2 separate regions of the Homo sapiens genome follow, and region 2 is linked to region 1. Evidence: chromatin contacts called from ENCODE Hi-C or POLR2A ChIA-PET data. All regions are on one chromosome and are shown on one strand. The core of a region is the stretch at or near the end of the contact, and the rest is flanking DNA. Distances in the headings are between cores, read along the strand shown. Region 1 overlaps SEPTIN9 (septin 9). Region 2 holds the start of LACAT1 (lung adenocarcinoma-associated transcript 1).

Region 1 (4,275 bases), core at 1,540-4,039:
TTCCCTTCACTGTGGGAGATGCCCCACCTCACTTCCCCCGTCCTCCGGGCTCTGGCAATGGGCTGGGCACAGTGAATGGGTTCCATCTGCAGGAGTGGTCACACCCCTTGGGCACAGCTGCCTCATACACTGTATTGAGATGGGATCCGAGGCCGGGAAGAACAGCTTCTTCTGTAGGTTGACATTGTCAGCCTTCGGGGAGGGAAGGACGGCAGGGGGCCTGGAGCATCTCCTTTTGCCATCCACACTCTGTGCCTGCCTGCAGGGTCTTGAGCCCTGTCTGTTCTGCCTCAGTCCTGGTCAGGAACTTGTTGGAGCCCATAGGGGCAGTCAGGCTGGAACAGGAGGAGACCAGGCCGGCAGGGGAGCCGAGAGGGGGCCCTGGACAGCACCCAGGGCTGAGTCATCCTGGGCCTGCCCGACTTGCTATTTGGAGCTGTTCCCGCTTGCTCATCATGTGCAAGGTCCTGATCCACTCGGGTCTGTTTAACCAGCGCCCCTCCCCAGGCCCAGTTAGCCTGGTTTTCGTTCGATTCATTTATTGTCATCAGTGCCATCCTTGCACCACGTAACTAGCCTTTGCAGCATGCCAGCCACCAAGCTCAGGGCCCTCTGTGCATCTCCTGTAACCCTCACAGCAACCCGGGAGGCACAGAGAGGCTGAGTCGCTGGCCCATAGTCACACAGCAGGTATGGGGCATTGCCAGGATTTAGCCGGATCTCTGACTCCAGGGCCTTTCCAGGGCCTTGGGTGGGACACTGGCAAGGAAGCAAGGTATGAACACTGGCCCTGCCTTGGACAGAGCTCGGGGACGGTGGCCTGGCAGGCCCAGCTGACACAGTGACCCTGGTGCAGGTTCAACCATTGGCAAAGTGTTCAAGTACACACAGAATCTCAACTGGGGAGACAGGCGAAGCGGTCAAGGGAGGGCTGTGAGTGACAGGTGGACACTGTACCTACTGGCAGATCAGCTGACCTTGGTGCCTTCTGGAGCCTTTCAACTTCCTTATCCAGAAAAAGAGGAACTAACAGTTCCACCCCCAAACTGGGTGGGAGTACCACATTCGAAATTGAAGCAAAGCTGGTCGTGTCACAGGCTCGGCAGATGTTAGCTGTGCAGGCAACTTAGTGACCATTTGAAGTAGGCTGTGCGGCGGCATCCTCATCTTGCAGATGTAGTCCAGAGAGGTTAGGGCACTAACCCTGGGTCACACAGCGACAGCTCAGGCTACAGAGAGCAGTGCTGGATGGGAGGGTGTTGGCAGCTTCAGGCACAGGCTGGGAGGGCTGTGGGGTCAGCAGAGGGAGGGCACACTTCCCAGCTGGTGGGGTTCCCTTGTGCCTCAGTACTCATGTGGGCCCAAAGGAGCTGGAAGGAGGGAGGTTAGAGCCACCCATGGGTTCAGAAGCTGATAAGCAGGTTATTGACTCTGAATTTGCCTCATCGTATGTAAATTGGGGACAAATTTGGGGATTTAATGATATAATGTAAGAAGCAGACATGTCACAGCCCTGGTTATACAGTCAGTGTATAATAAGTGGTAAGCCGTCAGAGGAGGCAGCCGGTGAGAATGGGAGCATCTCAGCAGCCCTCCGCCCCCTGCTCCTGGTTGCAGATGTACCTGTTCTTGGCTATTTGTGCCCCAGCTCCGTGTCCTCCGGTGTGTGTGAGGCCAAGCTCCTGGGGTGGGGACTTGGGGGTGTGTCTGCAGCTCCTGAGGCCAAGACCAAGGCTGAGGCCGAGGCTGAGGCTGAGGCCACCTTGGTGAGGAGGAAATTGCAGGTGGAGAAGCTCGTTGACCGTGACCTTGATCTGACCGTAATTTTGATGGTGCCGATGCCGTCAGCACGCAGGCCTCCTGCCCTCGCCACGACTGGCTCCTGCAGCCCACCTGGCTGAGAGGTGTGCTGGCTCTCGCAGGTTGCAAAATGGGGACATCACCGTCCGCCTGGGCTACAGCGTGCTCGCCGATTGCATTTGGGGAGGGACTGAGGGCTGATTGTGTTGTGGGGATGTTGGCAGAGAATCAGAGAGGGCATCCAAAAAGGCCAACAGTTCGGTGGGGAGAGGAGGCGCAAGGCTGGTTCCTGTTTTCTGGGCTTTGATCGAAAGGGAACAGGGGACACATCTGGGGACAGTCTCCTTCCTGGAGGAAGAAGGGCTTAGGGTGCTGGTGTGGAGTTTGCACAGATGGGGATAATGAGCTGGAGGGTGCTGGGCAGGAGCTGGCCAGTAATAGGCTGACGAGGGAGGCCCTGCTGGCTGGGCCTGGTTTTCAAGTGAGCATCCTGAGCTGCGGGGACCCAGGGGGTCTTAGAGACCTCAGAGCTGAGACTCGGGACCACAGAGGGGTGGGCTGTGCTCAGGGCAACACAGCGGATGGGGCAGATGTTGCGAAACCTGTCTCTCTGCCTCTCTTTCTCCTGCTACAGAACTGGATCCTCCCAGCTCATGGCTGTCAAATCCTTTAGATGCTTCTGGGTTCCATGGGCGCCTTACACTGGCTTCCCTGTAGGACAGCAGACCCTGGGGGTTGGCTCTGATGGTATTCACCATGGGGTACCCCATGCAAGCACAGTGCTTTCACGCCCAGCCTCCCAGCCTGTGGAGTAGGCCTGTGTCTGGCCAGCCTCACTTTGTGGCCAGAGGAGGGAGACAGTGGTTCTGGAGACAGGAGCTGGCCTGGGGCTGCCCTCCCAGCCCCTGTTCTCCCAGCTCATCTCCTTGCCTTGCGGGTGCTGGCCACCCTCCCCCCGCCAGCTCCATCCCCAGCTTTCTCTGCCCGAGCCGTGACCTGTCAGTAGGGGGCAGTGGAGGCCTTGAAAGTCCTTGGAGAGGACTTTGAAGCAGTTTTTACAAATCTGTCCCTGGAAAGTCTCTCCTGTCACACCCCCAGCGGCTCCCTCCCTCCTAACATTTTTCCTGGGGTTGTCATGCAGCGGGGGGTGGAGGAACCCACTAGGCCGTGGATAGAGCAGAGCCATGTTGACACAAACCCTGGCTGAACCCACATGCTCCCTACAGCCAGCGGCCGATCACTGGAACCAGGGAAGTGACCTCATAGCAAGGGCCCGCAGAGCAGCCATCACGCATTCCCGATCTTGGTTTCTGGACCCAGCTCTGGAAAAGAAGCCAGATCCTAGCCACTTGGAGCTGCCTAGGGAAGACCCCAGCCTGGTGCCGGCTGACAGCTCACTGGAACTTTTCATCTGCTTGGCCAGGTGATGCCAAGGGGCAGAGGTTAGAAGTGCTAAGAAGCAGGCCGAGGGTGGTGGCTCACGCATGTAATCCCAACACTTTGGGAGGCCAAGGCGGGTGAATCCCTTAAGGTCAGGAGTTCAAGACCAGGCTGGTCAACATGGCGAAACCCCATCTCTACTGAAAATACAAAAATTAGCCAGGTATGGTGGTGCACGCTTGTAATCCCAGCTACTCTGGAGGCTGAGGCAGGAGAATCTCTTGAACCCGGGAGGCAGAGGTTGCAGTGAGCCGAGACTGTGCTACTGCACTCCAGCCTGGGCAACAGAGCAATACTCCGTATCAAAAAAAAAAAAAAGAAGAAGAACAAGAAGTGCTAAGAAGCATCTGTCTTCCTGATTGAAAAGCAATCTTTGCTGGGCGTGGTGGCTCACGCCTGTAATCCCAGCTTTGGGAGGCTGCGGTGGGAGAGTCGCTTGAGGCCAGGCGTTCGAGACCAGTCTGGGCAACAGAGGTGCTAGGGGTAGTGGCGCTTGCCTGTAGTCCCAGCTCCTCAGGAGGCTCAGGTAGGAGGATTGCTTGAGTTAGGAGTTTGAGGCTGCAGTGAGCTATGACCACACCACTGTACTCCAGCTCCTGGGTGACAGGATGAGACCCTGTCTCAAAAAACAAAACACAAACAAAAAACCAACGTTTATCTTTTGTGATTTTAAAAATCACACCTACTTGTGACAAAATAATTAAATTAGAAAATGTAAAGGAAATGATCAATAATAATTGCGTCCTCCAGACAAACACTGTTAACATGTTCACGTTTCCTTCTAGTCTTTTTCTACATAGACACTCAATACTTATTAATTTGTTTTGAACTAAAGATGGTTTTCTCTGCTTTGTATGAGAACCACCTCAGCCAGGCACGGTGGTTCACGTCTATAATCCCAGAAAGCTGAGGCAGGCAGATTGCTTGAGCCCACGAGTTTGAGACCAGCCTGGGCAACATGGCGAAACTCCATCTCTACAAAAAAACACAAAAATTAGCCTGGTGTGGTGGCACATGCCTGTGCTCCCAGCTCCT
Region 2 (4,055 bases), core at 834-3,333, 180 kb before region 1:
AAGTTTTCAGCCATTATTTCTTCAAATACTCCTTCAGCCTCACTCTCTTCTCCTCCTTAGCCCCTATGATGTGAGTGTCAGATTTGTTTGTTATGGTCCCATTGGATGTGGACGTTCTGTTTATTTCTTATCCGTCTATTTTCTCCCTGTGGTTCAGACTGGGTACTTTGGATTGATCTGTCCCCAGATTCACTGATTCTGTCGTCTGTCATTTCCACTCTACAACTGAGCCCATCAGGGAGTTTTTAAAATTTCTGCAATGACATTTTTCAGTTCTGTAATTTCCATTTGGTTCTTTCTAAATACCCACTATTTCTTTGCTGAGAATTTCTATATTTTCATTTGTTTCAAGAGAATTTGCAATTGCTTGTTGAATTTTTTATTTTTATGTGTTTTTTTTGATGGTTGCTTTAAAATCCTGGTCACATGGCTGGGCGCAGTGGCTCATGCCTGTAATTCCAGCACTTTGGGAGGCCGAGGAGGGTGGATCACTTGAGGTCAGCAGTTCGAGGCCAGCCTGGCTAACATAGTGAAAGCCTGTCTTTATTAAAAATACAAAAATTAGCCGGGTATGATGGCACATGCCTGTAATCCCAGCTACTCAGGAGGCTGAGGCAGGAGAATCGCTTGAACTCAGGAAGCAGAGGTTGCAGTGAGCTGAGATCGCACCACTGCACTCCAGCCTGTGTGACAGAGTAAGACTGTCTCCAAAAAAAAAAAAAAAAGAGTAAAATCCTGGGCACGTAACTCCAACGTCTGATTCATCTCAGGGTTCAGTTGACGGTCTTCCCACTCACATTGTGATTTTCGTAGTTCTTGGTGGGATGAGTGAATTTCACCATATCCTGGACATTGTGGCTATTAGGTGAGGAGACTTCAGGTCCTGTTTGCATTTTTTACTTTGGTAGCAGCGGCCCTGCTTAGGTTTAGCACCCAGGTCTTGGGCTACTTTTGGGGGCTGTGGTTCCAATGAAAATCTGATTTGCAGAGCCTCTGCCGTGCTATAGAGGTCAGCTCGGCTTGTGTGGTGCTGCTTAAGGAGGCAGAAGGAGCTTTCCCAGGCTGGACATTCATTGCCTCCAGGTGGGAGAAGGGAGTCTCCCGCTCACAGGGACAGACAGGCCTTCTGCTTGTGGTGGGCTTTCTCCCTGCCATCAACGTCTCCCCCTCTCTCTGCTGTGCCATGATTTTGGGTGGGGGAGTGGAATTTCAGGTCCAGTGAGGAGGAAAGGGTTAACCCTGGCCAATAATTAGCAGGAGGGTGCTGGGCCAACCCCTTTGGTGGTTCTGCCTGGCTTGCTTGGTGGGTTTTTTGTTGTTCATTTTTTTTTTTTTTTTTTTGAGTTTGTCGCCCAGCCTGGAGTGCAATGGCGCAACCTTGGCTCATTGCAACCTCTGCCTCCCAGGTTCAAGCGATTCTCCTGCCTCAGCCTCCTGAGTAGCTGGGACCACAGGCACCCACCACCACGCCCGGCTAATTTTTGTATTTTTAGTAGAGGCGGGGTTTCACCATGTTGGCCAGGCTGGTCTCAAACTCCTGACTTCGGGTGATCCACCCGCCTCAGCCTCCCAAAGTGCTGGGATCACAGGTGTGAGCCACTGTGCCCAGCTTTTTTTTTTTTTTTTTTTACAGGTCTTACTCTGTTGCCCACGCTGGAGTACAGTGGTGCGATCATAACTCACTGCAGCCTTGATCTCCTGGGCTCAAGTGATCCTCCCACCTCAGCCTCCTGAGTAGCTGGGACTGTACGCAGCTGCCACTATGCCCGGCTAATTTTTAAGTTTTCTTTGTAGAGACAGGGTCTGCTGGGTTACCCAGGCTGGTATCAAATCCCTGGTCTCAAGAGATCCTCCTGTCTTGAAGCGCTGGGATTACAGCTGTGAGCAATCGGGCCCAGCCTTGCCTAGTGTGTTGGGGCGACTTGCCTTTAATCTAGGAGAGAAAGGAGCCTACTTGGCTGCCTTCTGTTGCTAGGTCGGGAGTTGGGAAATGCACGCCTGGGCGGGTCCTGTATTGGGTGGGGGTGAGGGGTGTCATAATGCCCTGTTGATAAATATTCCTGACCCAGCCTTGGGGTCCTTTACCAGCTCTCCTGCTCCTTCCACCTCAGGGCCCTCTTAGGGTTGCCTCTTACATTCTTTCCAGGGCTTAGCAGACAGGAACAGGGAGGGTCGGGTTTAGGCCATCTTACCCAGACCGGAAGTCTCTAAGTGTTTGATTGAGTGTTTGTTTGAAGAAAGTGATGAACCCAGGACCTCGAGCCAGGAAGATTTTTCCCGGTGAAAAGCAGAGGGATTGACTCACGCTCGGTTCTGAGTTCCAGGCCTGACTCCAGGGCTCACCAGCTTCTTCCACAACCCGCACAACTTGAACGCTTGGTAGCATCTCCACGCAGCAGTGGGCACCCTGGCTTCTGGAGGAGCCCAGGCTGCATTTACCCCTCCATGGTGCATCTCATAGGATCAACTGGACCCGCGAAAGGCACTGGCTGCGGAAAAGCAGCCAACTGCTCCCCAGCGAAGGGGATGGCCGGAAGCGAGGAGAGGGAGAAGCCCCAGCAGAGACCCCAGGAGGAAAAGACCCCACAACGGGGCCACTGGGAACCCATGATGTTGGTTACCAATGTGATTGGAGGTTCGGAACGACGGACGTGTGGCCCTGAAGTGGGAAACAGAAAAGCTGAAGGGCGAGACCTGGGAGGGAGCCCCCCACCCCCGCGGACTCCAGAGACCCAACCTTCCTTCCCTGCGCTCCGGCCGGACGTTCTCCCTGCCCCTGTGGCCGAGCCTGGTAAGTTCGCAGCAAACAGGAGTTTGGGGCTTTACAAGCCTCCAGAGGGGTCCATGGGCATTTGGGTAGATTGTTATACTGCCCCTGGCAGGAGGGCAAGGCCCTTCATGGGAGCCATAAGCTGGAGACCTAACAGAGCTCGCAGCTCGGCCACAGGGCTCTGTTCCAGGGGCATTGGCCACTGGCTTCCAGTACCTGTTCAGCCTCCCAGCTCCTTGTTGCCTGGAATCTCCACCACTGATCAGCGTGTAAACACCTATGTGGGGGACACGGGGGCAGGGGGGTCCAGGAAGGCAACTTTTGGGGGATAGGGTGGGAAGAAAGAGGGACCTCAGAGGCCAGTTCTTCCCCATCCTACTCTATTTCCTCCTGTAACCATGGGAAATGTCTTTCTGTGCCCGATCCTGTATGGGGTGCGGATGGGGCACACAGATGAATCAGACCCGGCCCCCTCTTTGTGCCAATTCATAAGCACTTCATCCACGGCTCAGCCCTGTGAAAGAGCTCCTCGGGCCCAGGAATGCAATACAGTGAGAACACTTTCCGGTCTTGCCTCCAGGTGACGATTCAGCACACAGGAAGGTGGCCCTGCCCAGGGCCAAGCTCTCTCTCAGTTGGCACCTGGCCAGGTGAGGGGGCTGCTCCCTGTCACAGAATAGGAAGCTGAGGCCCGTGGGGCCTCATAGGCACACAGCATGGGGCGGCAGACTGGGCCTCCTGACCGTCAGCGCTGTGAGGCCGATCTTCTTGCCCACTGCGGAGGCTCAGCCCCTCCCCTGCCCTCCAGGCCTGTCCTGCAACCACTCCACCTCTGCTGCTGGGGCCTGTGTGTGTCCCCCAGCTCCTCCTGCTGGGGCCTGTCTGTGGCTCCTGGAAGGTGTGACCCGGGTCACCTGTGGGCAGAGGCCTCACTCACACCCCCGGCCTCTCATGTTGCCATCCAGCTCTGTCCTGCTCTCCCTCCCCCAGTGGGGGTTTAAGCTCCTCGTGGGCTGCCTCCCCGACCCCGGCGCCCTCTGTCTCCACGGAAGCCTGTCATTTCCGAGGCCTGAGTCACCACTGGCTGGTTGCAGCCGGGTCAGCGTGCCACCCGGCACGAGGCACAGACATGAGCTACTGGGTCCTGCACCCTGTGGTTAGGAGCTCAGAGGCCTCTTTCTAGGGGACGTTGCCAGTGAATAAGTCTTTCAGGGCAGAGGCAGGGTGGAGAAGAACCACTCCTCTATTCCCTTACCCTCCCACACCAGGAATCGCTGGGCTCCCT

Evidence for each region. A loop is a pair of places that touch in the nucleus more often than their neighbours do. ChIA-PET counts read pairs that join two places held with the same protein, here RNA polymerase II (POLR2A). Pooled maps may share reads with other maps.
Region 2: a pooled map shows a loop between it and region 1 (2.4-fold over the local background). The contact joins the promoter of LACAT1 here to the enhancer-like site in region 1. A Hi-C loop is called at or near these places in 3 of 50 pooled maps. POLR2A ChIA-PET finds 5 or more read pairs at or near these places in 4 of 52 experiments (MCF 10A, RWPE1, activated CD4-positive, alpha-beta T cell and 1 more).

Annotation. Positions count from the first base shown.
Region 1 is chr17:77,427,447-77,431,721 of GRCh38, forward strand. All of the region lies in intron 3 of SEPTIN9 (septin 9), which reads left to right. It overlaps LOC112268199 (a long non-coding RNA gene), which reads right to left. Exons shown (of 2, transcript XR_002958141.2): 2 at 1-3,856. Among named protein-coding and RNA genes, the nearest start is that of MIR4316, 33 kb to the left of the region's middle. RefSeq lists enhancers at 1-25, 1,245-1,304. Within about 2 kb of position 2,790, at least 29 of the 41 ENCODE cell types and tissues checked have a DNase peak (open chromatin) inside an H3K27ac peak, as active enhancers do.
Region 2 is chr17:77,251,731-77,255,785 of GRCh38, forward strand. It overlaps LACAT1 (lung adenocarcinoma-associated transcript 1), which reads left to right and starts at 2,084. Exons shown (of 3, transcript NR_188630.1): 1 at 2,084-2,791. RefSeq lists an enhancer at 2,396-3,595.